2 separate regions of the Mus musculus genome follow, and region 1 is linked to region 2. The links are chromatin loops, found by intact Hi-C in ENCODE. Cell type or tissue: gastrocnemius. All regions are shown on one strand. Each heading gives the region's core, and the rest is flanking DNA. Links, peaks and the distances in the headings are about the cores only.

What was found. Hi-C counts contacts between places; a loop is a spot of excess contacts. Peaks named below come from ENCODE experiments on the same cell type or tissue, not always from the same donor. Only the 100,000 strongest peaks of a DNase experiment are listed, where the experiment ranks them.
Region 1: it touches region 2 in a loop (2.4-fold over the local background); 3 of 42 quality-filtered maps call a loop at or near these places.

The regions. Positions count from the first base shown.
Region 1 is chr15:94,424,232-94,440,494 of GRCm38, forward strand. It overlaps a transcript of Adamts20 not described here. Among named protein-coding and RNA genes, the nearest start is that of Adamts20, 28 kb to the left of the region's middle. In gastrocnemius, for the core only: no CTCF peak of the experiment used is centred there; DNase peaks (open chromatin) are centred at 4,706 and 8,937; H3K4me3 peaks cover 542 bases; H3K27ac peaks cover 1,860 bases.
Region 2 is chr15:94,372,653-94,388,915 of GRCm38, forward strand. It overlaps Adamts20 (a disintegrin-like and metallopeptidase (reprolysin type) with thrombospondin type 1 motif, 20), which reads right to left. Exons shown (of 39, transcript NM_177431.5): 4 at 7,073-7,311. Among named protein-coding and RNA genes, the nearest start is that of Adamts20, 24 kb to the right of the region's middle. In gastrocnemius, for the core only: a CTCF peak has its summit at 6,981; a DNase peak (open chromatin) is centred at 6,966.

The DNA.
Region 1 (16,263 bases), core at 4,301-12,300, 52 kb after region 2:
CTGGCACTAGTACCTTTTTGTCCTCTGATGAGGAACTTCTGTCAGCAAGTGAAGAGAACCGGATGCACATTGAGAAAGAGGACAAAGGTAACAAGACAATTTTAACAGTGATTCTCAACCTTCCTAACGCTGCGACCCTTTAATACAGTTCCTCATGTCATGGTGACCCCCGCCCCCCATCACAAAATTATTTTGTTGCAACCTCACAACTGTAATTTTGCTACTGCTATGAATCGTAATGTAAATATCTGATATGGAGGATAGCTGATATGTGACCCCCCCAAAGAGGTCGCACCCCATGGGTTGGGAGCTGTCCCAGTCTCACCAGAACTGCATTGATTTTTTTAAACAATAGCTACTTTCTTTTTCTTTCTTTTTTATTTACTTTATAACATGATTGCATCTTTTCCTCCCTCATCTCCTCCCTGATCCTACCTTTCACCTTCCTTCCTCCCCATCCTCCTGTCCTCTCTTCTCCTAAGAGGGGTAGAGGCCTCCCATGGATTTCAACCCACCTTGGTGTATCAAGTGCATCTTCTTCAATTGAGGCTAGACAAGACAGCACAGTTGTAGGAAAGGGATTCAAAGGCAGGCAATAGAGTGAGAGATAGCCCCTGTTCCTGCTGTTAGGATCCCACATGGAGACCGAGATGCGCAATTGTTACACATATGCCAAGGGCCTAGGTCTGTCCCATGCATGCTCTCTGGTTAGCGATTCCGTCTCTTCGAGCCCCTATGAACCCAGGTTAGTTGATTCTGAATGTTCTCTTATTCTGTTCTTGACCTCTCTGGCTCCATCAATCCTTCCTCCCTTTTCCCACAAGATTCCCCAAGCTCTGCCTAATGTAGGTCTCTGCATCTGTCTCCATCAGTTACTTGGGTGAAACCTCTCAGATGACAGCTATGCTAGGCTCCTGTCTACAAGTATAGCAGAATAACATTAATAGTGTCAGGGATTGGCTTTCTCTCTCGGCACGGGTCTCAAGCTGGGCCAGTCATTGGTTGACTGTTCCCTCAATTTCTGATCCATCTTTAACCTTGCATATCTTGTACTTAGGACAAGCTGTGGGTCTAAGTTCTTGTGACTGGGTTGATGTCTCAGTCTCTCTATTGGAAGTCTTTTCTGGTTATAAGAGATGGTTGTTTCAAGTTCCATATCCCCCATTGCTAGGAGTATTAGCTAGAGTCAACCTCATAAATTCTTGGGAGTTTTCCATTCTAGGTTTCTAGCTCCTCCCAGAGATGCCGCCCCCCCCATCTAGTTGTCTCTCCCAGTGCCCTCTCTCTTCAACACCCCCCATTTGATCCCTCCTAATCCCATCCTGAGCCCCTCCCCCACCCAGTTCCCTCCCTCCATCTGTTCCCTGGTGTCTATTCTATTTAGTCTTCTCAGTTGACCTCCATTGGGCACTCCCTATTGTTTAGCTTCTTTGGGTCTGTGGATTGTAGCATAGTTATTCTGTACTTTGTGGCTAATATCCACTTATAAGTGAGTGCACACCAGGTTTGTCTTTCTAGGTCTGGGTTACCTCACTTGGAATGATATTTTCTAGTTCCATCCATTTTCCTGCCAATTTCATGATGTCCTTGTTTTTAATAGCTGACTAGTATTTTATTATGTAAGTGTACCACATTTGCTTTATCCATTCTTCAGTCTGCGCTGATTTTTATTTTAATGAGAACAATGATGCAATCAGCATGCCAACACTGTAACATTGAAGATGAAGCCTTGTGTGCATTTTTTTTCAGGGTAAGGAGTATGGATTCTAGAAGGCTCTGGTTTCAACTAGAGACACCAACGTTCTGGAGATGTGTCTCATCTTTCTCACAGCAGTGTGATAAAAATAGCGAAGCCAAAGGGCTGGAGAGGTGGCACAGTAGTTAGGAACACTTGCTGCTCTTGTAGAAGAACCTGGTTTAGTCTAGCATCCACATGGTAGATCATAACCATTCATAACTCGGATCTGATGTCCCCTTCTGACCTCCAAAGGCACAAGGCACACACATGGTGCACAGACTTACAGACAGCCAAAGCACTCATACAGTTAAAATGAAATAAATAGATCTTGAAAGGAAGGAAGGAAAGAAGGTAAACAGGAAGGAAAAAAGGAATACAGGAAAGAAAGAAGGAAGACAGGAAGGAAGACATGAAAGAAGGATGACAGGAAGAAAGGAAAATAGGAATACAGAAAAGGAAGGCAGAAGGATAGAAGGAAGGTAAACAGGAAGGAAGGAAGGAAAGAAGGAAGGAAGGAAGGAAGGAAGGAAGGAAGGAAGGAAGGAAGGAAGGGAAAAAAAGGAAGGAAGGAAGGAAGGAAGGAAGGAAGGAAGGAAGGAAGGAAAAAAAGGAAGAAAATAGGAAGGAAAGAAGGAAGGAAGGCAGTCCAGTCAAACAACCACTGCGATTTTCTTTTAACATAAAGTCTAAGTCATGATGTTAAATGCAAGGAGGTAGTTTTGAGGTTAACATGGTTACAAACCAGGAAAAAAAAAAAACATTTTCTGCTTCCATTTTGGTACTTTGGGTTTTCTTTCATTATTTCAAGAACCTTATGTTTAAATCATGGACTTGAAATCAAAAGTGTGTTAAATTCCTTTCTGAGGACATCAGCTGATGAGTTGTGAAGATCACAACCACATCAATAGGCTACAGGCAGATATATCAGGTAGATAAATGATGAGGACAGACAGTCCAGTCATCCCTTCATGCAACCAACATTTGCTATATAACTGTCACATGATAGATAGATAGATAGATAGATAGATAGATAGATAGACAGACAGATACTACACTAAGCAATGAGGACACAGAGATGAATGTCCCACACTCCCTGTCTTGTCAAAGACAATTAATTAATTGAACAGATTCTAACAGATGTGGTGGTACACAGACTACAATGAGCAGAGCTTGGTATTGTTCCCTCATCTCTCCATCCTCTCTTCTGTCTCCTGCCAGTGATAAAGGATAACACCCTCAGGACTCCATCCCTTGGTGCTGGTAGAGATGTTCAAACCATTCAACCCAGTTCCCAAGAGACTTGACACCACAATAAACCCCAAGGGCAATGCCTCTTCTCACTCAGGACTTCCCAGGCTGCTCTGCCTTTCCCAGAAAGTCCCATTATATGCATAATAAATCTCCTTAAACCACTTTTTAATACATTTTTTAAATATTTATATTATTTATTTTTAATGTTTATAATATTTATTATTTATATTAATGTTTATAATATTTAAATATTCCATTTAAATATTTATAATATTTATTTATTTTATACATGTGAGCACACTGTAGCTGTCTTCAGACACACCAAAGAGGGCATCGGATCCTATAACAGTTGGTTGTGAGCCACCATGTGGTTGCTGGGAATTGAACTCGGGACCTCTGGAAGAGTAGTCAGTGCTCTTAACCACTGAGCCATCTCTCCAGGCCTCATTAACACCATTTTGCTACATGTGTGTGGCATCACCAGGCCTGATACCAAACTAACTACAGCCAGGTGCTAACTGACTTCCAAAGGTCAACACAGAACACACCCAGTGAGCATGACTTCCTGATATCCGTGCCTTGGTGTGATCCTATCCACTAGAATTGGGCTGAGCTGGGAACTCATAGAATGCAGAAATAGTGATGGTCTATCCCCACAGATTAGATTGCCATAAAGATGCTGGCTTCTTTCTGGCACAACTCTTACTATTCTCTTTCTCATGCTCATGGAAATCAGACACTATGTTGAAGGGACCCGGCAAAGAGACCCACAGAAAGAGGAACTGAGAAAGGCCCGTGCTCAATTAACAGCCAGAGAAACAGATGTTCCATCTCCATCCACTGTGTGAAGCCGAATCCTGCCAACATCACTGAGATTTCCAGTAAATCTCTCAGTGAAGCCTTGATGCGACCATTTTTTTAACGAATACCACGGCCTTATAAGAAGGGACTGTGGCTCAGAGGGCCCAGGTAACATGTGAGTGGAATCTGGATCCAGACAGATGAAAACAGTTTCGTATTTTGAGGCCCTACGTGGTAGGGTTAATCTACTGAGCATCAGTAGGTAACCAGTACGATACAGTGTAGCAGTGATGGAGATACAGAAAGATGGTATAGTCCTTTAGGACAAAGAGGAAAAATTAACCCAGCAGTGACATGCTGAGGGAGACATAGAGCTCTCAGAAAACCAGCAGATTAATGGGTGTGGAGATGCTTAAGACAGTTAAATGTTGCTGGACTAGGGAGCCTCCAGATGATTTGTGGACAAAGAGTTCAAAGAGATGCTTCGATGCAGAATCTGAGAGTACCTTGGAGGTCACACTATGGAGGACGTTAGGGGAAGGATTTTCGACAGAATAACAGCATTGTCACCCCTGTGAAACTCGAGCCAGTCTGAATTAAAAATTCAGACAAGACCGCGGGATCTGGGTGTCAAGAAATGTCTTGGTAAATGGTAAAATCTCTAAAAAGGCTTACTGGAGAGTCTGTGACAGAGAGATGGTTCTAAGCTCAGCACTGCACCATCTGCCCATCTGCCCATTTCCCAGTCGTTAGAGATGGTTGTCTGGGCTCCACGCAGACGCAAGCAAACCCTCCTAACAGCAAGACAAGAAACAGAGGGACAAGTTCACAGTATTCCCATGGAATCTGAGATGCTGAAGCAATATCATCCAGAAAGCAGCAGAGCCCAAGCTGGCAGGACTCATGGTACTGGCTGCTTTGCTGGGACATTGGCACCTCAAGCCTTGGACACCAGCACTGGGGTCAGTGCCCGGGAAGGACTCTGGGCCTTTCAGTAAAAGGCCTTATTTTTCACTTTGCAAAGAACAAGAAACAAGAAATATGGTAGACAAGGGGAAAGAGAGAGACAGGGACAGAGACACAGACAGACAGACAGACAGACAGACAGACAGACAGACAGAGAGAGACAATTTCAGGCCACACGTGAAACAACATCATCCAATCACCGCCTCATCCAGGTTCTTGTGTTTGGAGAATAATTACAAGATCTAGGAGTTCCTCCAATCAGGATGAGAAGAATAGAAGAAGAAAAGGGAGAAACAGATGCACAGGAAATGAGAGGGGGGTGGGGGAATACAAAAACAGAGGCAGAGAGAAGGAGGAGGAGAAGAGAGGGAGAGGGTGGAGGCTGAAAGAAAAACCATTGCAGTTAATATACATTGTTTCAGAACTGTTTAGTCAAGTGTGCAGCTTCTTCAGGCACACTCCCTATACGTAATGTTCCTCACATACTAGACTGCCATGTTCATTAGTTTATCTAATTAGCTAATACCGATACATGACTAGGACCCAAAGCCCACTCATCGTTTCCATTCCTTTCATACTTGTATAGTACCCATCCAAACGACCACACAGCCCTTGCTCTACCTCCTTAAGGTGATTTTGGGCTGTGACATTGTCTCAGATCTTTTTTTTTTTTCTTGATAACTTTGATCATTTCCGTGCATTCTGAAGATGTATAATGCAGGATTCTATTTCATTTGAAATAGTCTGACTTTACCCACATGACCAGACAGAGTTAGAGTTTTGAGAAACCTAAGTACTATTCTCATGTCAATACTATATCCATCTTTATCTCCACGTTTTTCTGGGCTAGGCAATGTGAAGATTATGAAGGCAATGTTTTAAATTTCCACTTTGGAAGGAGTTACTACTATGGAGGAAATAAAGATTATGGTAAGGAAACCGTGCTTGCTGTCTGGGCAACCCGAAGACTCAGACAAGAAAATGCAGAGAGGCAAGCTGAGGCCACAACGATGTGAAGACAACAGAAAGGAAAAATGAAAGGATGTGCTGGCGACTTAAAGATGGCCTAAGCCGCAACCAGTTGTATCTGGCTTTGAGAAATCTGTGCATGTGACTAAGAAGAAATGATTAAACATACAAAAGATCTGGAGCGAGCAAAGTGAGCAAAATGCTAAAGCCCGGGGGGGGGGGGGGGGTGGAAGAAACGATTGAAATGTGCTGTGCAGTCAGCTGAGGCGGACGGATGTGAGCACAGGCTTGACCGGGGCGACTTCTGTGCGAGGCTCCGTGAAGTCACGACTCAGGAGATTAAAGGGAACCCCAAAAGCATAAAAATAACGGAATCTAGAAACCCGAACGCCTGCATGAAGAGGAGATAGAACGATCAGAGAACAAAGCTACCTAGAGTTGAAGATCTGTAGCAATGTGTGAGAGACCGGTATGTTTATCGGCTGGAAGCAACCAGCGAAGGAAGAATGGAAACCGTCTCACGGCAGCTGGAGAGATGAGAAGATGAGCAGTCGTAGTTATGCCTGGTATTTATTCTACATGCAGGGAGGAGCTACGATGCATTGTTTCCCTTAAATTTAGTATTCCTGAAAGGTAGGTGGTGAAGTCTTCCCCATTTTCTGGATCAAAATCTAAGCCACTGGAGCACAGGAAGTCAGGATTCTCATCCCGGACTGCTTGAGCCCCGCTAGCACATTTGCCACCTTCCAGTCCTCGTTAAGGCCTGGGTGGCAGACTGCAGCAGCAGAAGGGGATGAGGGGAGCAGCGAGTGTGGGTGGCACACAAAGGGTTGCATAACAAATATTTGTAGGATGAAAGAAAACTCGCAGAGCAGAGATATGGATATGTAGCCATAGGGCAGGAAGTTGCTGCAGGTCACGCTAGTTACGTCACCAGCCATGAATGCGCTCAGTGTTCTTCAGTAACAGTGGTCCCGCTTGTTGTGTTCTATTACAGCTCAGCACTTCACCTCTTTCTTCTTGTGTCTCTGGATCCCAGTCCCTCGGCAAGGGATCCCTTGGATGCCTGGAGCTAGAACTGGAAAGCACTTTGGGAGTTTCCAAGGCAAGGAGAACACAGAGCTCAATGAAAATTTGAAAGCCAACTGCAACTCAAGAATCCCTAAATAGGTCCAGCAGAAGCAGGCTTGGGAATCCAAGAGCTTGGAGCCAGGAATGTGAAATCCTAGGAACCAGGGTCAGAGCAGAGCCCAGAAAAATGATCTTCACAGATGGTCTGCGCTGAGTCCTACTTTTAGCTCGTCGGTCATGGTGATGAATGGCCAGACTGGCCAGGCTTAAGGGTTGTGAGAGGTCAGTTGTCTCCAGGTAGTGACTATTCTGCCGGCAGAAGCTATGGGATTTTTTCCAACATTATGCCCACAGTATCTGGCACGGGGAATATGTTTTTAAAAGATTGGCTCCAATAAGAGCAATTGCTATTTACAAATTTAAACAGAAATCTTTTTGGAGTGTTAGTAACTATCACATTATAAGACATTTGGGCATGAACATGACAATTTGAATTTAATCACACAAACATAAGCTACAAGACACTTGGAGTCGCATCGTGTAAACTATGCTGGTATACCAGTGAATGTTATCAACACGTATACAATCCCAACCAGGGTGATTAACAATTATACTCACAAGGGAGTGGTGTGACTCATGCATTGGTTAATCATTCCTACTAATTACAGGCAGCCAGACTGCCAGAAACCTCTTTTACTGAATACATAGGCAACTCAGGTAACCTCTTTTGTCTTTCAGCTTCTTCAAGATGTCCAGATTTGATCAGAGAAATAGCATAACCCATCTCAGAAAAACAAAGTAGCCACGAACGACTACATTTTATAAACTTGTGGGATTAACGCACTGCCTTATAGAAGGTCATTGGCTCTCCCTCTGGGACGGAACTGAACTTCCCACAGGTGAACCAGAGTGACAGTCTGGTGTCAAGTAGGGATGGATGAGGATGCCCTAGAACCCAAACAGCTAACACGGAAGTCCCAAGAATAAACTAAACACCTCACCCATCTCTCATGGTCTACAATGTTGCAGCTCAGGGCACCTGCAGAAAACTCAATCCTCTGTCTGTCAGTGCAGGACTCCAACACACTGCAAGAAAACACAAGCAAAGCTGCAAGCCTTTTGTTTTCCTGACCTACCTTTTCTTTTTTTGACTGACCATTAGATTAGGAACAAATGCTCACAATTCCACGGTGCTGGTCAGTGCTTGGCTCCTGCCCCAGGTTATGACTTCGAGCTGCCCACCAGGGACTGTAAAGGTGGCTCAACAGTTAAGACCACTACCTGTTCTAATTTACAGAGGGTCGGGGTTCAGTTCCCATATTGTGGCTCACAACCAACCAGTAACTCTGATTCCAGGGTGCTGAATGCCTTCTGCTGACCTCGGCAGGCATCAGGCACTTGCAGAGAGTACATACATATATGCAGGCAAAACGTGTATAAAATAAAAATAATATTTTAAAAACCCCTTCATACTAGGTTGTCCTGTGACCAGTTATAATGTGGAATCCTAAGGAAAATATTCAGAGAAATACCATTTCAGATTAGCTGAACTGACGCACTATAAATTTCCTTATAAAGCAATGCCACCTTCTGTCTAATGTGTACGTAGCTCATTCATATTCACCCCATACAGATCATCCCCTCTCTTCTCACACACCGTCCTGGGTTATTGGAAAACACACCATCCTCCACACTTAAAAGCAGGCCCTGCTCCACAGTTTGTCTCTGTATATCCTCCCATGGGTATTTTGTTTCCCATTCTAAGAGTACCGAAGTATCCATACTTTGGCCTTCCTTCTTCTTGAACTTCATTTGGTCTGTGAGTTGTATCTTGGGTATTCCGAGCTTTTGGGCTAATATCCAGTTATCAGAGAGTATGTACCATGTGTGTTCTTTTGTCTTTTTAGAATGGGGAACAAAATATCCATGGGAGGAGATACAGAGACAAAGTGTGGAGCAGAGACTGAAGGAAAGACCATCCAGAGACTGCCCCACCTGAGGATCCATCCCATATACAGTCATCAAACCCAGACACTATTGTGGATGCAAACAAGTGCTTGCTGACAGGAGCTTGATTTAGCTGTCTCCTTAGAGGCTCTGCCAGTGCCTGACAAATACCAGAGGTTGGCTCTCAGCCAACCATTGGACATTGGACTGAGCACAAGGTCCCCAATGGAGGAGTTAGAGAAAGAACTAAAGGAACTGAAGGAGCTTGCAGCTCCCATGGGAGGAACAACAATAAGAACCAACCAGTATCCCCAGGGCTCCTGGGGCCTAAACCACCAACCAAAAAGTACGCATGGAGGGACCCATGGTTCCAGCCACATATGTAGCAGAGGATGGCCTTGTTGGACATCAATGGGAGGAGAGGCCCTTGGTCCTGAGAAGGCTCAATGTCCCAGTGTAGGGGAATTCCAGGACAGGGTAGTGGGAGTAGGTGGGTTGGTAAGCAGGGAGAGGGGGAATGGGAAATCAGGAAAGGGGATAATATGTGAAATATAAATAAAGAAAATATAATAATAATAATAATAATAATAATAATAATAATAATAAAAGAGCAGGCCCTGATATGCCTCTCTTTAGATGTTTAGCACCATGCAGTATGGCAGCCAGACACTGTGCTCCAAGTAACCAAGCTCAGAAGACCTCCTTTACTTCCAACCAATCAGAAGAACTCTGGAATAACTGTCACTGACCCTTTATGAATCATCTATAGTACTAGAGAAGCCAGGCAGATTGCTTGCTCTATCACCCAGCCTCCATTACCAGTCTCTGCCTTCTCTCGCTCACCTGTTCCCTGAAGGACTCTGCCGGTGGAGCATACACCCTTTCAGGAAGAAAACTCCCTCCTGCACATGTCACTTGGTCCCAACAGAAAAAAGCGCCTCTCAACACATTCTCGAGACTGGCTAAATGAACCTTAAACCACTCTTAGGATGTCAAAATGAAGTCAAATTCCTCCATGAAATATAATCTGGTTCTTTTGTTCCCTTTTCCCTAAGCAAGATATGAAACCACACCATGACTGGATTTCTGTTGTGGTCTACACCTGGGTCACCTAGAAGCAATATTTGAGCAAAGTTCCTTCTCTCACACCTAAACACTCAATGGCTTTGGGTACTTGTCTGCTCTATACCAACTCAGCAGGAAAGAGGAGAGAATTCTCTATCTCCAGAATGTAGGGGAGTATCTAGAGATTGTTTATTACTTAATAGAAGCTTTTGTGTTTATATGCATGTTTTGAGACTGGGTGTATTCTACTCTGTATGTAGCCAAGGATGATCTTGAATTCCTGGTCCTTGTGCCTTTGCCTCCTAAATTATGGGATTATACCTGGAAGCCTTGGCTTTCAAGCTCATTGCTGATCTATGGTTTTCTCCACGCACGAGAAGCCAGTATTTATCTTACCCTTGGTTAACTCTTGCTTGTGACTCCAGTTGCCTCCACCACTAACTCCCATCTGTCCCATCTGGGAAAGGACAGCGTCACCTCTGGAGACAGAGAGCTGTGAGTAACTTGGAAAGAATCCCAAGTGGACGGAGTAGAAAGTTCAAGTAGTCATTCCATACCCAGCTAACATACCTCTTCACAGAGGGTGTGCTGTGTTGTTGAACACAGCATGTGAAATGAGAGACTAGTACTCAAAGGAAGACTTGCTATGGTTTTCTTGGCACCCAAAATAGGCTTTTGTCATTGCTTGGGATGCTATCGAAACAGGAATGAGTTGGATACCCTCTAAAAAACAAAACTTTTTCCTCTCACAGTACTAGGGGTTGAGAAGTTCTAAATGACATTCCTGGTGAATTCAGTCCCTGGTGAATGCCTGCTTTCTTGTTCATTAGTGCTACTTTTGACTGTGTCTTCACATAGTCAGAAAGGGAAGACAGTTCTTGGGGCCTCTTTACAGAAAAGGACTAATCTCACTTATGAAGACCCCATCCTCGTGCATGGATTTATCACTTCCCACCTTCACTTCTTAATGCTGCCACCTTGGTATTAGAGTGGCAACACTTACCAGACAGAAATTATCATCATCATTATCATCGTCATCTGCATGAGATTCATCTCAGTCATGTATATGAACAAACATATACACACGTGTGTGTGTGAATGCATATTCTTAGCCATCATGGGTCATATCCACCCCGCATACACACAAATAGCTGTGCTTCCATGTTGTATCCTGACCCTACCAACTAGGTAGAATATGAAATACCATGGGAGAGCAAGGAAAAATACAATGAAATAATAAATTCCTATAAATTAACTGTAGCCAAGCCTCTCTTATACTCCAGTCTGGTCCCACGCACAGATATATGCTGGTGTTGTAATCTGTAATCAACTGCTCTTGGCCTTTAGTCATACTGCAGTACAATGTAGAATGTGGAAGGGCAGTAAGTTATGACACATCTCCGATTTCTCGTGAGAACAGATGGAGTGTATTGTCTGTTTTCACCTTCCTTAAAGCTGCTAAGTCATAGCATGTGTGCGTTTTACTGAAATATATTATGTCGGAACAATGTTAATTTTTTTCCTGCCATTCTCTATTCCCCAGATGCACTTTTTATTGTTTTCCTAAATAAAGAGATTTAAATCCTAGAGGAGGAATCTCCGCACTCCCATGCTCTTCTCATTTAGCAGAATAATACAAGCAATAAATCATTTGATTCGTTTGTTCTGGTGCATTCTCTCATCTGCCCCGTACTCACTGAATAATTACTGAACTCCTACTGTGTACCAGCTGTTGTTCTAGACTCTGCAGAAACAGAAACAAGCCTGGCTTTTTAGTCTGATAGACCTGTTAAGGTGACTATCAGGGTGTTTTACCAATGACTACACTGTATGACCAGAAACAAACACAAAGGACTATATGGTAAGACAAGAAAAAAAAAAATTCTACGTAAGACAAAGGAGAAATTAGGCAATGTAACACTATGGAGGTGATATTTCCACTGAATGTTAAGAGATAAATAAATAGAGGAAATTGATAAATGTGGGGGGAAACTGAGCAGTGACAGAGAAAGTGAGTCTCTGGTAATCTTGGGTAAGGCAAGAGGAGCTCTGAGATGGGCACATCAGACCCAGAAAGAGACAAGCGGAGGATGTGGGTGAATGACCTGGAATGCATTCGGAAGGGTTAGTTTACTGTTTCCAACCAGTCTGTAGGATATGGATAAGGTCTAATGATGGCTATTGACAATGATTCAGAATTTAAAAAAAAAAGAAAGCAACTCATGCAGGGCCAAGAATAAACTGAGATTCTGTAGCAAGATCATTACATCAGGGCAAGGCAGTGGCATATACCTGAAACATGAAACCTTTCCTTTGTAGCTGATATGACAGACTGCATCACCTAATGTGCAGCAATGTGCGCTTTACAAGGAGGAGCATCTGCGTAGGTAGGATGTAAATAAGAGACTCTGGATTTCAAAGAGGCAGAGCGAGAACTGGCAGAAGAGAGAGGAGCAAAGCGAATTCGAATACATCTCAGGTTAGAACTGTTCACATCCAATGGCTACAATCTATTACAATGTAGTCTAATTGTTACCCGATCTCTTGGGGGCCCAGCCAGGTATGCTTGAAAAGAAATGTCTGCACTCTCCAAACAGAAAGCCTCCACTGCTCCAGTAGGCCAGGAATGAAGAGATTACGGTATGTCCTTAATACCCAGGTAGCTTTCCATTTCCCCAACCTTAAAATGAAGTGGGAGGGGAAGATCTAGGTCTTCCAGATACAGATGCTGAAGCCCTAGTAGTAGCATTCTCTCATTTATTGACCTATTCCAACAATACTTGGCTTCTTATCCATGCCAGATGCTGGGGATACTTTTGAACCTACACCAGTAGATAAAACCATCAAAGTCCTTACTTTCCTGGAAGTTCTAGATTCACAAGAGAAAACAAGAAACCAAGAAACCAATGAAAACTTTTTTACTGACAACACAACTATGCCATCTACACATCATCATAGGCGGCTAATATATGTAAATGTTGAAGAGCCTGGCTTTGTATTTCATGGTCTGTGTATAGATGGATAAATAATGTAGAATGTGCTTTTCAAATAGTGCCTAGTTGGGTATTGGTTTTTACAATCCACTGCTTGTAGATATTTGATACACTGCTCTTTGTAGATCATCCATGGAAATCAGGCAGATTATCTTCATAAATGTAATTATAATCTGGATATCATAGAAAGAATATTAACGTTAGGAGATGCTATTTACCTGGCCCTTTCTTAGGGTAACTACCACAAGGGAAAAGAAAACAGGTGATATTTTCCATGACTAGAAAAGCAAGGAAGGCTCACATCTAGAGCAATGATCCTCTACCTTCCTAATGCTGCAATCCTTTAACACAGTCCTTCATGCTGTGTTAACCCTCATCCGTAAAATTATTTCCATCGCTACTTCCTAACTGCAATTTTGCTACTGTTATGAATTATAATGGAAATTACCTGTGTTTTCCAACAGTCTTACATGACCCCTGTGAAGAGGTCATGGCCCACAGGTTGAGAACCACTGATCTAGACTATCTATGACCATCCCAGTGTCCATGGTTCTCCTCGATGAACTAGCAAAAGTACCTGTTTCTATTTCATATAGCAGATGTAACGGCTCATTTACAATCCCCCTAAATATGAGATGTCACAGTGTGTATGACTGGTGAGTTTACTCATTACTCCCATATCATCTAGGAGAGAAAAAGAATGCATGGCAGGTCGTTCAACAGTGATTGTATTTCTGTCAAAATAGAAGACACGTAGACATACGGCTTAGGGTAAACATAAATCCCTAAGGTCATTAATTTCCTCATCAAGCTTAATAGACATGTTTCTGCTTCCAAACATGTACGATGCACTTTGCGTAGCTCTGAAAGATATAAACCAGAAAGACAGAATAAGAGGAAAACGGCCCAAGCTGTGGATGAAGACGAATGTTGAACTCCTTCATGCGCGAGCTCACCTCGGCCCTGTGAGGAAGTGATGCATCCTCCTAAGATCCTTCAGGAGGGAGACTCTATGCTGATTTCACTTCAGTTGAAAACATTCATAAGACAAATTGTGCTTCCTCAAGAACAGAGATAATTCGGTCCCCGGATGCTAAGCATATGCCAGCTTCTATTCTGACAGAGGCCGCATAAGCGATGTCCACTGTGCAGGGAGGGGAAGGGGGGAGGGCAATAAGGGAAGCAGATGGAGGACATGGGGAACTGGGAGCATGGGAGTGAGGGGAGCTGGGAGCAAGGGCAAGATGGACTCTGAATTGTCTCTTTCCTCTTTTTTGGTTTATATAATATAATTATATAATTACATTTCTCCCTTTCCCTTCCTCCCTCAATGTCTTCCTGTCTGCTCTCTTTCAATGTCATGGACTCTTTCATTCACAGATTGTTATTTCAGGGTATACTCTTAGTTGCTGAGTCATCTATGCACACACACACATACACACACGCACACATACACACACACATTCATTGATGGCTGGCATAGTTCTCCATATACCTCTTTCTCTTCTAACTTGATCCCAGTATCTTTCCCGTTCCCCATTATCTCCTTTAAAACTGTTTTATGGAAGATGCTCACAGGAATCCACCGTCTCAGTTTATATCTATCACGGATAATTTCTCAAAACTAACACGAGAGCTCTTAACTCATAGATATTCTCTAATTATTCATTACTTGATTATCACCATTAGTCAAGCCTATGCTTGGCATTGACTCCTAGATCCTCCACAGGCCGGGATATTTGTGTGATGGTTTTCTGACATAGAAACACTAACAGAGAATGTGAGAAGAGAGGATGAATTTGTGTGCTTCAGTAAAGCCTAGAAGGCAGTGGGAGCCCATATGCAGCTAGTATGGTTTCCAAAGCAGTTGTGGCTGCTAAGGAGATAAAACAAAAAACACAATCCACGCATGACCCACATGGGGTGAGAGGCCAGCCAGGCCTACCCTGTCCACCTCTATAACATAGGCTTATTGTAACCTATGAGGTGCCTGCTTATATTCTAAGGGGCCACGGGCTGCTAAGTTAGTACATGAATTTCTAAAAGAATCAAGGTATGAGGGAGAAGAGAATATGGGCATTCAAACGAGATACTATTTTGTAATTTGGCCGTTCAATGTTCACCATAAGATTCAAACGTGCATTTTTGTGCATGTATGTCTTCAGACCTCACAAATTCTTACCCTCACATTCACTGGGGTCAGTTCTTAATGACATCATCCACTCCACATCAACTGACAAATGAGTGCCAAGTCTACAGCTTCAACCCAGTTACCTGACAAGCCTCATACTCAAGGGTGGAACGGCCCACTAAACTTCCCACATCTGTCATAGCTCACATATCAAATCTGGATAAACCACTTCCTATCTCAGTACGTTCTGCCTTTAGTATACCCCAGCCAGTGACTGTCGACACCATTTCACCGTTTCTTTATTGGCCCATCAAGAGCAAACTAGGCCAGGAGAACAAACGACAAGAGGATGGAGCTAGAAGTCCTCCCTTATCAGGCCTAGTGCTATCAATGGGCTCCTCTTCACTCTGCCCGCGTAGACCTCAGAATGCCTCACCCAACAAAGCATTGACTACATGCAGTGCTGTTGGCCCTAGATCCGCATATTAAGTGTCAAATATGACACGGAACATGTGAAAAATTGTTTCTGCTCCTTACACTTTTGCTTGGCAAGTTTCCTCTTGTACTCAAGGTGATGAGTCTTTTTTTTAGATTTATTTATTTATTATATGTAAGTACACTGTAGCTGTCTTCAGACACACCAGAAGAGGGAGTCAGATCTCCTTAGGAATGGTTGTGAGCCACCATGTGGTTGCTGGGATTTGAACTCAGGACCTTCGGAAGAGCAGTCAGGTGCTCTTACCTGCTGAGCCATCTCACCAGCCCAAGGTGATGAGTCTTAATGAGGCATTTGTTCTGCCATGAAATCCCGTTGACTGAACCACCACAGTCATTTTGGATGTATATACTATAAACCAGAAACATGGGAGTTTTGTTCCACATTTGTCTTCTTTGTTGTTGATGTTTAAAAGTAAATATTATGCCCCTCCTTAGAATTGGGAACAAAACACCCATGGAAGGAGTTACAGAGACAAAGTTTGGAGCTGAGATGAAAGGATGGACCATGTAGAGACTGCCATATCCAGGAATCCACCCCATAATCAGCTTCCAAATGCTGACACCATTGCATACACTAGCAAGATTTTATCGAAAGGACCCAGATATAGCCGTCTCTTGTGAGACTATGCCGGGGCCTAGCAAACACAGAAGTGGATGATCACAGTCAGCTATTGGATGGATCACAGGGCTCCCAATGGAGGAGCTAGAGAAAGCACCCAAGGAGCTAAAGGGATCTGCAACCCTATAGGTGGAACAACATTATGAACTAACCAGTACCCCGGAGCTCTTGACTCTAGCTGCATATGTATCAAAAGATGGCCTAGTCGGCCATC
Region 2 (16,263 bases), core at 3,962-11,961:
AAAGGCACGCACTCTACCCTCCTCGAGAACAGATGGTGGTTTTAACAGTCAGACTCAAAGGTAGATTCCACAAGGATGCTCTCTGTCACTAGAGGGCAGAAGCCATTCACAGGAAGAACACAGCAAGCGTTCTCTGTGCATGGAGGGAAGATTTTCCAGTGTAAAAGTAGCCAGAGTAACAGATGAAGTTCTGGTTTGAATGGTAACACAACCTGCTTATGTCTAGAGCCTGGAAAAACATTGTTAAGATATAAGTGAAAAACATTAGCTGGAATGTCATTTTAGATGACATAAGAGTCCTATTAAATTGTGATTGAAAGCCATTAAGAATAGTTGCTGTTCTTTTTTTTTTTTTCCATTTTTTATTAGGTATTTAACTCATTTACATTTCCAATGCTATACCAAAAGTCCCCCATATCCACCCACCCCCACTCCCCTGCCCACCCACTCCCCCTTTTTGGCCCTGGAATTCCCCTGTACTGGGGCATATAAAGTTTGCAAGTCCAATGGGCCTCTCTTTCCAGTGATGGCCGATTAGGCCATCTTTTGATATATATGCAGCTAGAGTCAAGAGCTCCGGGGTACTGGTTAGCTCATAATGTTGTTCCACCTATAGGGTTGCAGATCCCTTTAGCTCCTTGGCTACTTTCTCTAGCTCCTCCATTGGGAGCCCTATGATCCATCCATTAGCTGACTGTGAGCATCCACTTCTGTGTTTGCTGGGCCCCGGCATAGTCTCACAAGAGACAGCTACATCTGCGTCCTTTCAATAAAATCTTGCTAGTGTATGCAATGGTGTCAGCGTTTGGATGCTGATTATGGGGTGGATCCCTGGCTATGGCAGTCTCTACATGGTCCATCCTTTCATCTCAGCTCCAAACTCCGTCTCTGTAACTCCTTCCATGGGTGTTTTGTTCCCAAATCTAAGGAGGGGCATAGTGTCCACACTTCAGTCTTCATTCTCCTTGAGTTTCATGTGTTTAGCAAATTATATCTTATATCTTGGGTATCCTAGGTTTGGGGCTAATATCCACTTATCAGTGAATACATATTGTGTGAGTTTCTTTGTGAATGTGTTACCTCACTCAGGATGATGCCCTCCAGGTCCATCCATTTGGCTAGGAATTTCATAAATTCATTCTTTTTAATAGCTGAGTAGTACTCCATTGTGTAGATGTACCACATTTTCTGTATCCATTCCTCTGTTGAGGGGCATCTAGGTTCTTTCCAGCTTCTGGCTATTATAAATAAGGCTGCTATGAACATAGTGGAGCATGTGTCCTTCTTACCTGTTGGGGCATCTTCTGGATATATGCCCAGGAGAGGTATTGCTGGATCCTCCGGTAGTACTATGTCCAGTTTTCTGAGGAACCGCCAGACTGATTTCCAGAGTGGTTGTACAAGCCTGCACTCCCACCAACAATGGAGGAGTGTTCCTCTTTCTCCACATCCTCGCCAGCATCTGCTGTCACCTGAATTTTTGATCTTAGCCATTCTGACTGGTGTGAGGTGGAATCTCAGGGTTGTTTTGATTTGCATTTCCCTGATGATTAAGGATGTTGAACATTTTTTCAAGTGCTTCTCTGCCATTCGGTATTCCTCAGGTGAGAATTCTTTGTTCAGTTCTGAGCCCCATTTTTTAATGGGGTTATTTGATTTTCTGAAGTCCACCTTCTTGAGTTCTTTATATATGTTGGATATTAGTCCCCTATCTGATTTAGGATAGGTAAAGATCCTTTCCCAATCTGTTGGCGGTCTTTTTGTCTTATTGACGGTGTCTTTTGCCTTGCAGAAACTTTGGAGTTTCATTAGGTCCCATTTGTCGATTCTCGATCTTACAGCACAAGCCATTGCTGTTCTGTTCAGGAATTTTTCCCCTGTGCCCATATCTTCAAGGCTTTTCCCCACTTTCTCCTCTATAAGTTTCAGTGTCTCTGGTTTTATGTGAAGTTCCTTGATCCACTTAGATTTGACCTTAGTACAAGGAGATAAGTATGGATCGATTCGCATTCTTCTACACGATAACAACCAGTTGTGCCAGCACCAATTGTTGAAAATGCTGTCTTTCTTCCACTGGATGGTTTTAGCTCCCTTGTCGAAGATCAAGTGACCATAGGTGTGTGGGTTCATTTCTGGATCTTCAATTCTATTCCATTGGTCTACTTGTCTGTCTCTATACCAGTACCATGCAGTTTTTATTACAATTGCTCTGTAGTAAAGCTTTAGGTCTGGCATGGTGATTCCGCCAGAAGTTCTTTTATCCTTGAGAAGACTTTTTGCTATCCTAGGTTTTTTGTTATTCCAGACAAATTTGCAAATTGCTCCTTCCAATTCGTTGAAGAATTGAGTTGGAATTTTGATGGGGATTGCATTGAATCTGTAGATTGCTTTTGGCAAGATAGCCATTTTTACAATGTTGATCCTGCCAATCCATGAGCATGGGAGATCTTTCCATCTTCTGAGATCTTCTTTAATTTCTTTCTTCAGAGATTTGAAGTTTTTATCATACAGATCTTTCACCTCCTTAGTTAGAGTCACGCCAAGATATTTTATATTATTTGTGACTATTGAGAAGGGTGTTGTTTCCCTAATTTCTTTCTCAGCCTGTTTATTCTTTGTATAAAGAAAGGCCATTGACTTGTTTGAGTTTATTTTATATCCAGCTACTTCACCGAAGCTGTTTATCAGGTTTAGGAGTTCTCTGGTAGAATTTTTAGGGTCACTTATATATACTATCATATCATCTGCAAAAAGTGATATTTTGACTTCCTCTTTTCCAATTTGTATCCCCTTGATCTCCTTTTGTTGTCGAATTGCTCTGGCTAATACTTCAAGTACTATGTTGAAAAGGTAGGGAGAAAGTGGGCAGCCTTGTCTAGTCCCTGATTTTAGTGGGATTGCTTCCAGCTTCTCACCATTTACTTTGATGTTGGCTACTGGTTTGCTGTAGATTGCTTTTATCATGTTTAGGTATGGGCCTTGAATTCCTGATCTTTCCAAAACTTTTATCATGAATGGGTGTTGGATCTTGTCAAATGCTTTTTCTGCATCTAACGAGATGATCATGTGGTTTTTGTCTTTGAGTTTGTTTATATAATGGATTACATTGATGGATTTTCGTATATTAAACCATCCCTGCATCCCTGGAATAAAACCTACTTGGTCAGGATGGATGATTGCTTTAATGTGTTCTTGGATTCGGTTAGCGAGAATTTTATTGAGGATTTTTGCATCGATATTCATAAGAGAAATTGGTCTGAAGTTCTCTATCTTTGTTGGATCTTTCTGTGGTTTAGGTATCAGAGTAATAGTGGCTTCATAGAATGAGTTGGGTAGAGTACCTTCTACTTCTATTTTGTGAAATAGTTTGTGCAGAATTGGAATTAGATCTTCTTTGAAGGTCTGATAGAACTCTGCACTAAACCCATCTGGTCCTGGGCTTTTTTTGGTTGGGAGACTATTAATAACTGCTTCTATTTCTTTAGGTGATATGGGACTGTTTAGATGGTCAACTTGATCCTGATTCAACTTTGGTACCTGGTATCTGTCCAGAAATTTGTCCATTTCGTCCAGGTTTTCCAGTTTTGTTGAGTATAGCCTTTTGTAGAAGGATCTGATGGTGTTTTGGATTTCTTCAGGATCTGTTGTTATGTCTCCCTTTTCATTTCTGATTTTGTTAATTAGGATTTTGTCCCTGTGCCCTTTAGTGAGTCTAGCTAAGGGTTTATCTATCTTGTTGATTTTCTCAAAGAACCAACTCCTCGTTTGGTTAATTCTTTGAATAGTTCTTGTTTCCACTTGGTTGATTTCACCCCTGAGTTTGATTATTTCCTGCCGTCTACTCCTCTTGGGTGAATTTGCTTCCTTTTTTTCTAGGGCTTTTAGATGTGTTGTCAAGCTGCTAGTATGTGCTGTCTCCCGTTTCTTCTTGGAGGCACTCAGCGCTATGAGTTTCCCTCTTAGAAATGCTTTCATTGTGTCCCATAGGTTTGGGTACGTTGTGGCTTCATTTTCATTAAACTCTAAAAAGTCTTTAATTTCTTTCTTTATTCCTTCCTTGACCAAGGTATCATTGAGAAGAGTGTTATTCAGTTTCCACGTGAATGTTGGCTTTCCATTATTTATGTTGTTATTGAAGATCAGTCTTAGGCCATGGTGGTCTGATAGGATACATGGGACAATTTCAATATTTTTGTATCTATTGAGGCCTGTTTTGTGACCAATTATATGGTCAATTTTGGAGAAGGTCCCGTGAGGTGCTGAGAAGAAGGTATATCCTTTTGTTTTAGGATAAAATGTTCTGTAGATATCTGTCAGGTCCATTTGTTTCATAACTTCTGTTAGTTTCACTGTGTCCCTGTTTAGTTTCTGTTTCCACGATCTGTCCTTTGAAGAAAGTGGTGTGTTGAAGTCTCCCACTATTATTGTGTGAGGTGCAATGTATGCTTTGAGCTTTACTAAAGTGTCTCTAATGAATGTGGCTGCCCTGGCATTTGGTGCGTAGATATTCAGAATTGAGAGTTCCTCTTGGAGGATTTTACCTTTGATGAGTATGAAGTGTCCCTCCTTGTCTTTTTTGATAACTTTGGGTTGGAAGTCGATTTTATCCGATATTAAAATGGCTACTCCAGCTTGTTTCTTCAGTCCATTTGCTTGGAAAATTGTTTTCCAGCCTTTCACTCTGAGGTAGTGTCTGTCTTTTTCCCTGAGATGGGTTTCCTGTAAGCAGCAGAATGTTGGGTCCTGTTTGTGTAGCCAGTCTGTTAGTCTATGTCTTTTTATTGGGGAATTGAGTCCATTGATATTAAGAGATATTAAGGAAAAGTAATTGTTGCTCCCTTTTATTTTTGTTGTTAGAGTTGGCATTCTGTTCTTGTGGCTGTCTTCTTTTTGGTTTGTTGAATGATTACTTTCTTGGTTGTTCTAGGGCGTGATTTCCGTCCTTGTATTGCTTCTTTTCTGTTATTATCCTTTGAAGGGCTGGATTCGTGGAAAGATATTGTGTGAACTTGGTTTTGTCGTGGAATACTTTGGTTTCTCCATCTATGGTAATTGAGAGTTTGGCCGGGTATAGTAGCCTGGGCTGGCATTTGTGTTCTCTTAGTGTCTGTATAACATCTGTCCAGGCTCTTCTGGCTTTCATAGTCTCTGGTGAAAAGTCTGGTGTAATTCTGATAGGCCTTCCTTTATATGTTACTTGACCTTTCTCCCTTACTGCTTTTAATATTCTATCTTTATTTAGTGCATTTGTTGTTCTGATTATTATGTGTCGGGAGGAATTTCTTTTCTGGTCCAGTCTATTTGGAGTTCTGTATGCTTCTTGTATGATCATGGGCATCTCTTTTTTTATGTTTGGGAAGTTTTCTTCTATTATTTTGTTGAAGATATTAGCTGGCCCTTTAAGTTGAAAATCTTCATTCTCATCAATTCCTATTATCCGTAGGTTTGGTCTTCTCATTGTGTCCTGGATTACCTGGATGTTTTGAGTTAGGATCCTTTTGCATTTTGTATTTTCTTTGACTGTTGTGTCGATGTTCTCTATGGAATCTTCTGCACCTGAGATTCTCTCTTCCATTTCTTGTATTCTGTTGCTGATGCTCGCATCTATGGTTCCAGATCTCTTTCCTAGGGTTTCTATCTCCAGCGTTGCCTCGCTTTGGGTTTTCTTTATTGTGTCTACTTCCCCTTTTAGTTCTAGTATGGTTTTGTTCATTTCCATCACCTGTTTGGCTGTGTTTTCCTGCTTTTCTTTAAGAGCCTGTAACTCTTTAGCAGTGCTCTCCTGTAAATCTTTAAGTGACTTATGAAAGTCCTTCTTGATGTCCTCTATCATCATCATGAGAAATGTTTTTAAATCTGGGTCTAGATTTTCGGTTGTGTTGGGGTGCCCAGGACTAGGTGGGGTGGGAGTGCTGCGTTCTGATGATGGTGAGTGGTCTTGATTTCTGTTAGTAGGATTCTTACGTTTGCCTTTCGCCATCTGGTAATCTCTGAAGCTAGCTGTTTTAGTTGTCACTGTTAAGAGCTTGTTCTTCAGGTGACTCTGTTAGCCTCTATGAGCAGACCTGGAGGGTAGCACTCTCCTTAGTTTCAGTGGGCAGAGTATTCTCTGCAGGCAAGCTCTCTTCTTGCAAGGCAGGTACCCAGATATCTGGTGTTCGAACCAGACTCCTGGCAGAAGTTGTGTTCCACTCACTAGAGGTCTTAGGATCACGTGTGGAATCCTGTGTGGGCCCTTGCGGGTGTCAGGCGACTCAGCTGGCAAGGTAGTCGGGGCTCGAGTGGAGTGGAAGGGGTTTGTGCCCCAGATCAAGCCCGGGTAGCCTGCTTCCCTATGTACCGCAGTCTCAAGTTCCGCGTGATTGGATTGGGGCAGGCACTGTGGTCCACTCACCAGAGGTCTTAGGGTCCCGTGGGGAGTCCCTTGTGGGCCCTTGCGGGTGTTGGGCAAGACTCTGCTGTCAAGGTAGCCCGGGGCTCGAGTCTCGAGTCGAGCGGAAGGGACTTGTGCCCCAGATCAGGCCCGGGTAGCCTGCTTCCCTATGTACCGCAGTCTCAAGTTCCGCGCGATTGGATTGGGGCAGGCACTGTGGTCCACTCACCAGAGGTCTTAGGGTCCCGTGGGGAGTCCCGTGTGGACTCTTGCGGGTGTTGGGCAAGACTCTGCTGGCAAGGTAGCCCGGGGCTCGAGTCTCGAGTCGAGCGGAAGGGACTTGTGCCCCAGATCAGGCCCGGGTAGCCTGCTTCCCTATGTACCGCAGTCTCAAGTTCCGCGCGATTGGATTGGGGCAGGCACTGTGGTCCACTCACCAGAGGTCTTAGGGTCCCGTGGGGAGTCCCGTGTGGGCCCTTGCGGGTGTTGGGCAAGACTCTGCTGGCAAGGTAGCCCGGGCAGTTGCTGTTCTTATAGAGGACACACTCAGTGCCCATGGAGGCAGCTCACAACCACTGCAGGGGAGCTCCCTCTTCTGGCCTCTAGGGGGCACCCACACAGGTACAGCATACACATTTACATGCACATAAAATAATTAAAATAGAATACATCTTTAAGAAGAACAATCATGGTACTCACAATCGACATCAGTGTCAGAACATAGTGCTGCAAATTCTGCCCATGATGGTGAACCATCTTAGCATCGGCTGTAACCATAACTTCCACGTATCTTGGGTATGATAAAAAACGCTTATTCCTGGAATGTAACTGGCTCCGTTCGCCTTCCAATCTGAACACCGCTTCCTCTTCGATATCAACATCTCCAGTCGTGTTTCTGGAGCTCTGAGAGGGCAAAGCAGTTTTCTCCATTTGATTTTCTGGGAGGAAGGATAAAACAATACAGTGTGAAGTTGTTAAACTGGAAGTGGTTCGTGTGTCACACAAAAAAACGGAGCGGACACGCCCGGAGCACGTGCACTGTGGGCTTCGCTCTTCACAGCCCGTGGTTTACAGAGCTCAGATTTTCAGAGCTATACAAGCAATGCTGAATCTTAGCGTTACTTTTAACAGCTCTGGTTACTTGGAAATATTTATTTACCAAGAAGTATCAAGCAATCCCTGTTTTTCCCAGGAAGCAGACTAGATTCTTAAGTGGCTGCTAGCATTCAGTCTCATTATACAGCAGTCACGTGCTGTCTGGTGTCATTTCATAGAATATGGATTAAAACAAACTTTGGCTGCACAACATTTAAAAGCAACAGCACTAATGCCCCTTAATAGAATCACGTCCCAAGAGGCAGCAACTCAAACGAAACCATCAACTGCTGATACAAAATGTATGACACTGACCATATGACATGCCTGGCGACTTGCATTGTTTGCATACATAGAAAGTGATTTGATACTGTAATCATAGGAACTACTATTAAGTACTATATAGAGAAACTGCATTTAAATAGCTGATTATTTGTGCTTATGTCAAATGTTCCTGAATGGCATGCCTGTGTGTGTTATTTCTTCCTTCCTTCCTTCCTTCCTTCCTTCCTTCCTTCCTTCCTTCCTTCCTTCCTTCCCCCTCTTTTCTTTTCTGCTCTCATCTTCTGTTGATTTTCCTGAAATTGATGGGTTGTTGTATTTTCAACAGAAAAGTGAACAAGGAGTGAGGTAAAAAAGAAATTATAATGCCTGAGTCATTTATAAACCAAATAATCAACTATCAGGATATTGTTGCAATATGATTCCATGTGTGTATGTGTGAGTGTGTGTCTGTGCAAGTGTGTGTAGGTATATGTGTGTGTCTGTGTGTGTCTGTGTGTGTGTGTGTGTGTGTGCTGTGCATGTGTGTAATGATTTACTCCATTTGAATATGAACAGAGCCATTTGGGGATAGTAGACAATCCAAGCCACTAAGCACTTTCCATCATCTTTAACATCCGTCTTTTGTATGACTGTGTATTCAGTTATAAACACTGCTCCCAGTTTTCTCTCCCCTGGGATCCCTCACCCACCAAGGATCACTGAACACCTGCTGGCCTGGAGAAGATCCCAGATACCCTGATACACACAAAGCTCTGGCCATCAGGAAAGGCTGAAGGTTTATGCTTCAATATATTCACTTGTTTCCAGGTTATTGAAAACAAACTTTTCTGAGCATTTATACACATCAAGAATGTTTAGGAAGTGGGGTGCACACATCACCTCATAAAGCTTACATACCAGGGAAGGGGACAGAAGCACAAACATAAAGATAAAATTTTAGGTTCTTTGGGTGCTTCGGTAATATTCAACCAAGTGACAAATTGGTTTATTCCACCTAGCAGGCTGGCTAACATTTGGAAGTTGGCACTGCCAAGCGCTGCTGTAACTTCACTGAAAAGCCATCAGGCAAGTTTCATACATGCTCACCCCATAGACTGCAGTTCCATAACTCAGCAAGCTCCTCTGAGTCACATGAGGACGTCACAGCAGATACAGAGACAAGAAAAACAGACTAAAGACCCCCCAGAAATTCACTCTCTCTTATACTGCCAAGCAATCCCCAGCAAGGTAGTCAAGACCACTCAAACTACAAAACAGACTAAAACCCAGCTCAAGACCCAAAGGAATGCAGAAACCGTGGAACTTTTAAAGAAGAAAGTTTTCATGATGTCAGATTTGCGATGAGTCCTTGAATGTGAAACCAGACGTCAAAGGAAGAAAGACAAAGCTGGAGAATTAGGACCTTGTCACATAGCAACCTTGAAAAGAAACAATGACGCTCACTCCTTATCTCACAAGAGAGAAGTCCAACAGCCACACGCTCGAAAAAGAAGAGGTGCTGCCATTTTCTGTCCATCCTCAGTATGAGCACTGGTAAGTAACCACGGGCTTCAGGTCTAAAGACCTGGTGGTCCAGAGTGAGTGTGTCGAGCCCTCCAGGTTGCCGTGTGCCAATGAGGTGGAAAAGAAACATAAAAGCAGCGTAACTCACTAACTGACACTATATCATCCATGCATACCTCAGTTTACTAGTGTGCGACTTGAAGTAATCCAAAGAATACAGTGATGGGAAAATAACAGAACAATGTATTAAAGTCTACAGACTCATATTTCATTAACACACAGAGGCGTGAGTCTTGCCAGTACAGGTTAAGTGCAGCATGCCTTTATGTTGGTAAATATTAAAATTAGGCATACGTTTTTAAAAGATGCATGGGTACATCAATATCACCTTTTGAAAAGCCAAGGAGATTAGAACCTGAGAACTGGAATAACCTTTGCTTCCGATGCTGAAAGGCAGTGGAGGGAATGAGGCAGAGAGAGGTGCAGTTATCTTCAAGCCTTTAGGCTTCATTGGTGCATATGCTCTTGAATATGTAGACCAGAATTAACAAGTCCTTAGTCGAGTACATCAAAGAAATTCCCACTATAGCAGTCTGAGAGCTGGCATGGCTATCGCATTCTATTGTCCTGGTAATGCTTGCTAACGCAGTTAAGATAATAAAATTAAACACACAGTATGACCATTAAGGAGATGGTTTCCAACTTTTTAAAAGTCGATTGAACACCTGAAAACATTCTGTAACTACAAATCCCAAGAGGCTCAATGCAAAGCTCTGTAAATCGCCTGCCCGAAGCACAGAATTAAGGAAATCATAGACGTGAAATAGTCAAGAAGAGCATGAACTGGGATTTGGCATGGAATATTTCAAAGTAGGAACTTCAGAGGCATGGACATTTTTATCCCATTATTTGGAAATTCTATTACCAAAATATACAGATACATATTAGTAAATTGTACATAACTGGACAAAACTGTATAGAAATGCTTAGCCCAGCGTCAATAGTATGGCATAGGAAACAGATATTAACTTAGTATTTCAGTATCCTTCAATGATTACAAGTGTATGTTATTATTAAATTTTGAGAAATTAAAATTGTCTCTACTAATATAGCATCTATTCATATTTCACAATCTAAAAGCTACATTCCGTTGCCTTTTCTTAGTATTTATCCCTAAGCGTTGTGGCTAATGATGAGAAAGTGACCTCGGTAAATACCTTCCATAAATAGTCATCCCTCAAAGCACATTTCCTACCCAGCATAGTGGTACATGTCTGAAATACCGGCACTTGGGTGACAGGGCAGAAATATCAGAAGTTCAAGGCTATCCCCCGTTACATACAAAATTTGAGACCAGCCTGGGCTACATGAGACTCGGTCTCAAAATATCAGGCCATGTTAGCCAAATCCATGACATCATTTCTTTGCCATGCTTCCCAGTTTATTTCTGTTCTATCAAGTCAAGACTAAAACTGATTCTTGCCCTTTATTCTTAGTAAGTATATTACAGCTTAGTAAGTATATTACAGCTTAGTAAGTATATTACAGCTTAGTAAGTATATTACAGCATGAAACCAATTTAGATGAACCCCAACGATAAGGCCACCAGTATCTTACTAGAATATAAAATCTTTAAAATTTATGCCAGTGATAATGGCCCACAGAACAATACATCAATTAATAGCTACAAAATGTACGTTGCTCAAAATTATCATTACACAACAATGTGATTAGAGATTTGTACCTGAATATCAAGCTGCTACCTCATGCTTGTGATTTTTCTTCCCCAGTTTCCAGCTTCTGGAATCTACAGATATCAGCAATAGCTTCCTAGGTCCCACAACTGAGTCACCACAGCACAGAACCACTGGGATGTGTGCCCTCCCCCACCCTAGGTTCTAGCCACCTCGTCTTTATCATTTCTCCTTCAAATGCTTCTTGCGTTACTCTTGTCTTCAATTGCACACTATTTTATTCATTGATTGAAATTAAAATGCAATCAGCCCTTTTTGAAAAGCAATTATGCCTCTGAATTCATTACAGTATTCTGTGTCTTAGAACTCTCATCACAAAGACTACAAACATTTCATTTTTAAAATAGCCTTTCAAACAGTCTAGCCATTTCAATTCCCCATCCCTCCATTCATGGTTAAGTCCACTTCTAAATAAACACACTCTCGTGTCATCCTCACTCAAGATGAAAGCAGGTATGTCCTCACTGGGAGATTGCCCGCGGGATAAATTCTAAGTCCTTCTCAAGAGGTCACCACTATGCGCCATCACCTCACCAAGCTGTGAATTCCCTAGTGAGTGAGAACAAGGTTGGGCAATGAGTTCTCCTAAATTCAGTAAGTGCTCGTGGAGATTAGGGAAAAGATGAAGAAGAAGAAGAAGAAGAAGAAGAAGAAGAAGAAGAAGAAGAAGAAGAAGAAGAAGAAGAAGAAGAAGAGGAGGAGGAGGAGGAGGAGGAGGAGGAGGAGGAGGAGGAGGAGGAGGAGGAGGAGGAGGAGGAGGAGGAGGAGGAGGAGGAGGAGAAGGAGAAGGAGAAGGAGAAGGAGAAGGAGAAGGAGAAGGAGAAGGAGAAGGAGAAGGAGAAGGAGAAGGAGAAGGAGAAGGAGAAGGAGAAGAAGAAGAAGAGAAGAAGAAGAAGAAGAAGAAGAAGAAGAAGAAGAAGAAGAAGAAGAAGAAGAAGAGGAAGAAGAGGAAGAGGAAGAGGAAGAGGAAGAGGAGGAGGAGGAAGAGGAGGAAGAAGAAGAAGAAGAAGAAGAAGAAGAAGAAGAAGAAGAAGAAGAAGAAGAAGAGGAAGAAGAGGAAGAAGAGGAAGAGGAAGAGGAAGAGGAAGAGGAGGAGGAGGAAGAGGAAGAGGAAGAAGAAGAAGAAGAAGAAGAAGAAGAAGAAGAAGAAGAAGAAGAAGAAGAGGAAGAAGAGGAAGAGGAAGAGGAAGAGGAGGAGGAGGAAGAGGAAGAAGAAGAAGAAGAAGAAGAAGAAGAAGAAGAAGAAGAAGAAGAAGAAGAAGAAGAAGAAGAAGAAGAAGAAGAAGAAGAAAAAGAAGAAGAAGAAAAGATAATAGAGGAGAGAGAAGAAAGACAAAGCAAGGGGGGAGACAGGGATGGTTTGAGGAATGAGACAGAAGAGCATTGTGGGTTGCAACTTCAGCATTAAGGAAAATACAAATGAGGTATAGACCAGAGTCCGCTAGAAGACAGACCCACGCTGCCTGAGACATTCCCAGTACCAACCCCAGTGCTGTTATCTGCGCACAGGCAGTCTGTATTTGACCAGAAGAAAACTATTCCATTATTCTCCAAAGCACAAAACAATTAAGTCAGGGCATAAAATAAAATTCTGTTTAATTTAAAGTATCAGCATTTGAAATCACTGTTGAATGCACCAAAGCTTAAAGAATTGTGGACTTTTTCAAGTAAGATATGACCATATCAGATATTATACCACCATATTTCCTCATGGTTTAAGTTGTATTCTGGTTCTATGATATGTCGTAAGTCTCCATGCTATTGAACTAATAGTGTGAATAATAACTACAAATGTTTACTGTGTTGATTATTTATCAAGTGATAGTTCAAGCCCCGTGTGCTTACCTCCTTAGTATTAACAAGAACTCTTTAAGAAATAACCACTATGATTAGAACCAATTTATTAATGAAGGAAATTAGGAAGAGAAAGGTTAAGTGTGGTGGCCATGGTAACATAGAAAATAAAATAGAGGTCTGGGGCATCATTTTTAAAGGGTGTTGAATAGCATAGAACCACGAAAACCTACCAGTCTCTAAGCTTTCTCATTCTTGAACAACTCAAGAACATACTTTAAGAGTTATGAATTATAGTTTGTGCATATTTAGAAGAATGTAACAGATTAATACGTGGAACCTCATCTACGGGTAATAAACTTGCAGAAGAGTGTGGACTTGACTTTGTGAAATAAAAAAAAAATGATTCCATCATCTGCCTTCCCTGCAGCCTCAGATCAGTTGCTATTACTGGACAAATTTTAAAACACATAGACATGTGACAGGAGTTGAGGGGAATTTTCATAGCTAGCAAGTGAATACCATAACAAAGGCGTGAGCTCAGGTTTTCTCAGAATAGGCTTCCAAACTGAATGCAACACCACATGACTCTGCTACTGTCTATATGTGGCACCACATGGAATGAGAAGAATTTAGCAACAATGTCACCATGAAAAAGTATTACTTCATGGAGACACAAAAAAGAGAACTATCAAGTCATCCCTATGAAAATATGGGTCTCATCTTTCTCTCACACCAGAAACAGAGAGCTGAGCTATGACATAGATATTAAATTTGGTAGTTTGGGAGGAGAATGATTTGAGACCAATCAACTACTGACACTTTATCCAGCAGCCCTGCAAGAGTATCCTGAAGTATTCTTTCTTTGATTAAAGAAATCCTCTTATGTCCACAGTTAACTTCCTAAGTGATACTAAGAAGTTTTATTATAGATGTCGAATTTCATCAAGAACTACTCGGTAGGAGCTAGATAGAGGAAAGGACTCGGAGGTCAAGAGTATGCATTGCTTTTGCAGAAAACCCATGTTCTGTTCCCAACACCCATATCACAAGCTCATAACCATTTGTAACTTCAGCTCCAAGGGATCTGGTGCCCACTTCTGGACTCTGGTCACACCAGAAACAACATATGTAGTGCACACACATACATTTAGATAAACATGGTTATCCATAAGTAAATGGTTTTAAATATTATTTCATTCCAGAGATCCAGAAATGTTCAATATAAAAACTAAATCACAAAAGCAGATTCAAGAACACAAATCACATGATCACCTCAATAGATGTAAAAAAGCCAATGAGCTTTTAAAGCTTTGAAGAAACCAACAAGCCTTTATAATAAAAATTCTAGAGATTACAGAGTTGGAGAGAACATGTGTCAACATAATAAAGACAACATATTACAACTCTATAGTAATCATGACGTAGATATTGATAACATAAATACATTCCTACTAAAATCAGGAATAAGACACGCTGTTCCCATTCCTGCATAATATAATGTTAGATGTCCTAGCAATAATGCAAAAACATAAAAAAGTGCAAATTTTGGACAGAAAGAACCCCAGCTATTCTTATTTTCAGAATACTAAAAATTAGAAAAAAGAATAAGAAAATTATGTTAAGGTTATCTTATGAATAATTTGTATCAAGTTCTAGTTGGTAAAAACTAGAATCTTGGCTTCCTTTTCGTGAGTAACAACACATCCCAAGCTTAAGTAGCAGAAAGCCAGAGATTGAGGTTTACCTCACTGAACATGGGCAACTGGTTATGTGTTTTGGGAGCCAGATATAAAGCTATAAAACAAGATGTATGGCCGATTAGTGGCCTCATAGTTATGTATTCTTTAAAAGATTGTGTAGTGTAGTGTAGCATAGTGCTGAATTGCGTTTAGTGTCCTGCACACACTAAACATGAATCATAGAACTGAGTCACACCCCATCCTTCCTGTTTGATCTTAGGATAGAGTCGTAACAAGTTCCCCAGTCTGGCCTTGAACCTACTTTGTAGCTAATCCAGTCTGGACATGAACTTCCATTTTTCTCCCTATGTTCAGACTATGAAGTAGCCTATGCCACCAATCCTCGTTAAAAATTGAAATATTTGTGACTCTGTATGTTTTCTCAGTTCACAAATGCATTTTCTTATAAATCATCTGTGCATGTATGTCTTTATAAGTCTTCAAGGTCATTCTCTCTATTACCCGTTGAGTAAATCTAACTGACTAACGATTGTATATAACAGAACAATGTCCGTTCACAGCACATGCCCTAAAAGCCATCAGTTCATTGAGTCCCACCAAAAAACTCCCATCTGCATGGCTCTTCTCCTATGTAATAGGAACTCACTAGAAACCAAATCCAGTCATGAAGGCAGACACACAGGGTCTGAGAAATCATTACCAAATGGGCTGTTGAAAAAAAAAAGTGGGGGCTTAGGGTCCGTGTCACCCTGCTTTGCGGAGGATCTTTCTGTGTGCCCTGGTGTCTGTTGTTCCTGACCTCTGATAAAAGCCTTTCTTTACTGGGAAAGAAATAAAAAAGAGAAAAAAATGAAAGAAAGAGGGAGAGAGGGAGGTTGGGGGAAGGGAAGAGAAGAAATCAAGAGGAAATGAAACTCAAGGGCCTTGTGCCAATCAATGATAAGATAAAACATCTGTTTACCTTGGGCTACCCGTAAATAATTTTGATGAAATTCAACATCCACTCGTATTGGAAATCATTAGCAAACTAAGTACCTGTCATAGTAACTTCAATAAGCTATGAAGTTAGGAGGAAATCTTTAGCCAGCAAAGGGTACCTAAGATAAACCTAGAGCAGACAACGTATGTACCAGTAAAGGCTGAAATCATTCCTATTTCACAAATGGTAATGAGACAAGAATTTTCATACAATTATTCCTATGGACTAGTCTAGCAATTTCACTAATGAAATAAGCCCAGAAAGTAAAAGACTAAAAGATTAGAATGCAATATATAGAACTGCTGGGTTATTTGTTTATAAGCCTAAAAGAAAAGCAAATGAATTAAATGTTGCTAACTTGCCTAATATAAAGATCAACAAGAGATCTGCATTGTTGTATTAAAGGAATGAATACAAACATAATTATAAAATTATCAAGTTTGTAATAATATAAATGTTATTGTAAACAATATATTCACTTAATACCCAAAAAACTAAGAAAAAATACAATATTATAACAAGAAAAATCTACAAAATATTTAGAAAATTAAAAAACAAATATGTAATAGAACATACTTATAGGCAAGTAGACATGACATATAATGACATCATCACTTCACTGGGCCTGAGAGTGTATACTTCTCTTACAGAAGACCCAAGTTCAGTTCCCAGCACCCATGTGTGGAGGCTTACGACCACCTGTAACTCCAGCTCCAAGGGCTCTGGCTTCATCTTCTAGCCTCCATGGGTACCTGCACTCATGTACACACACACACA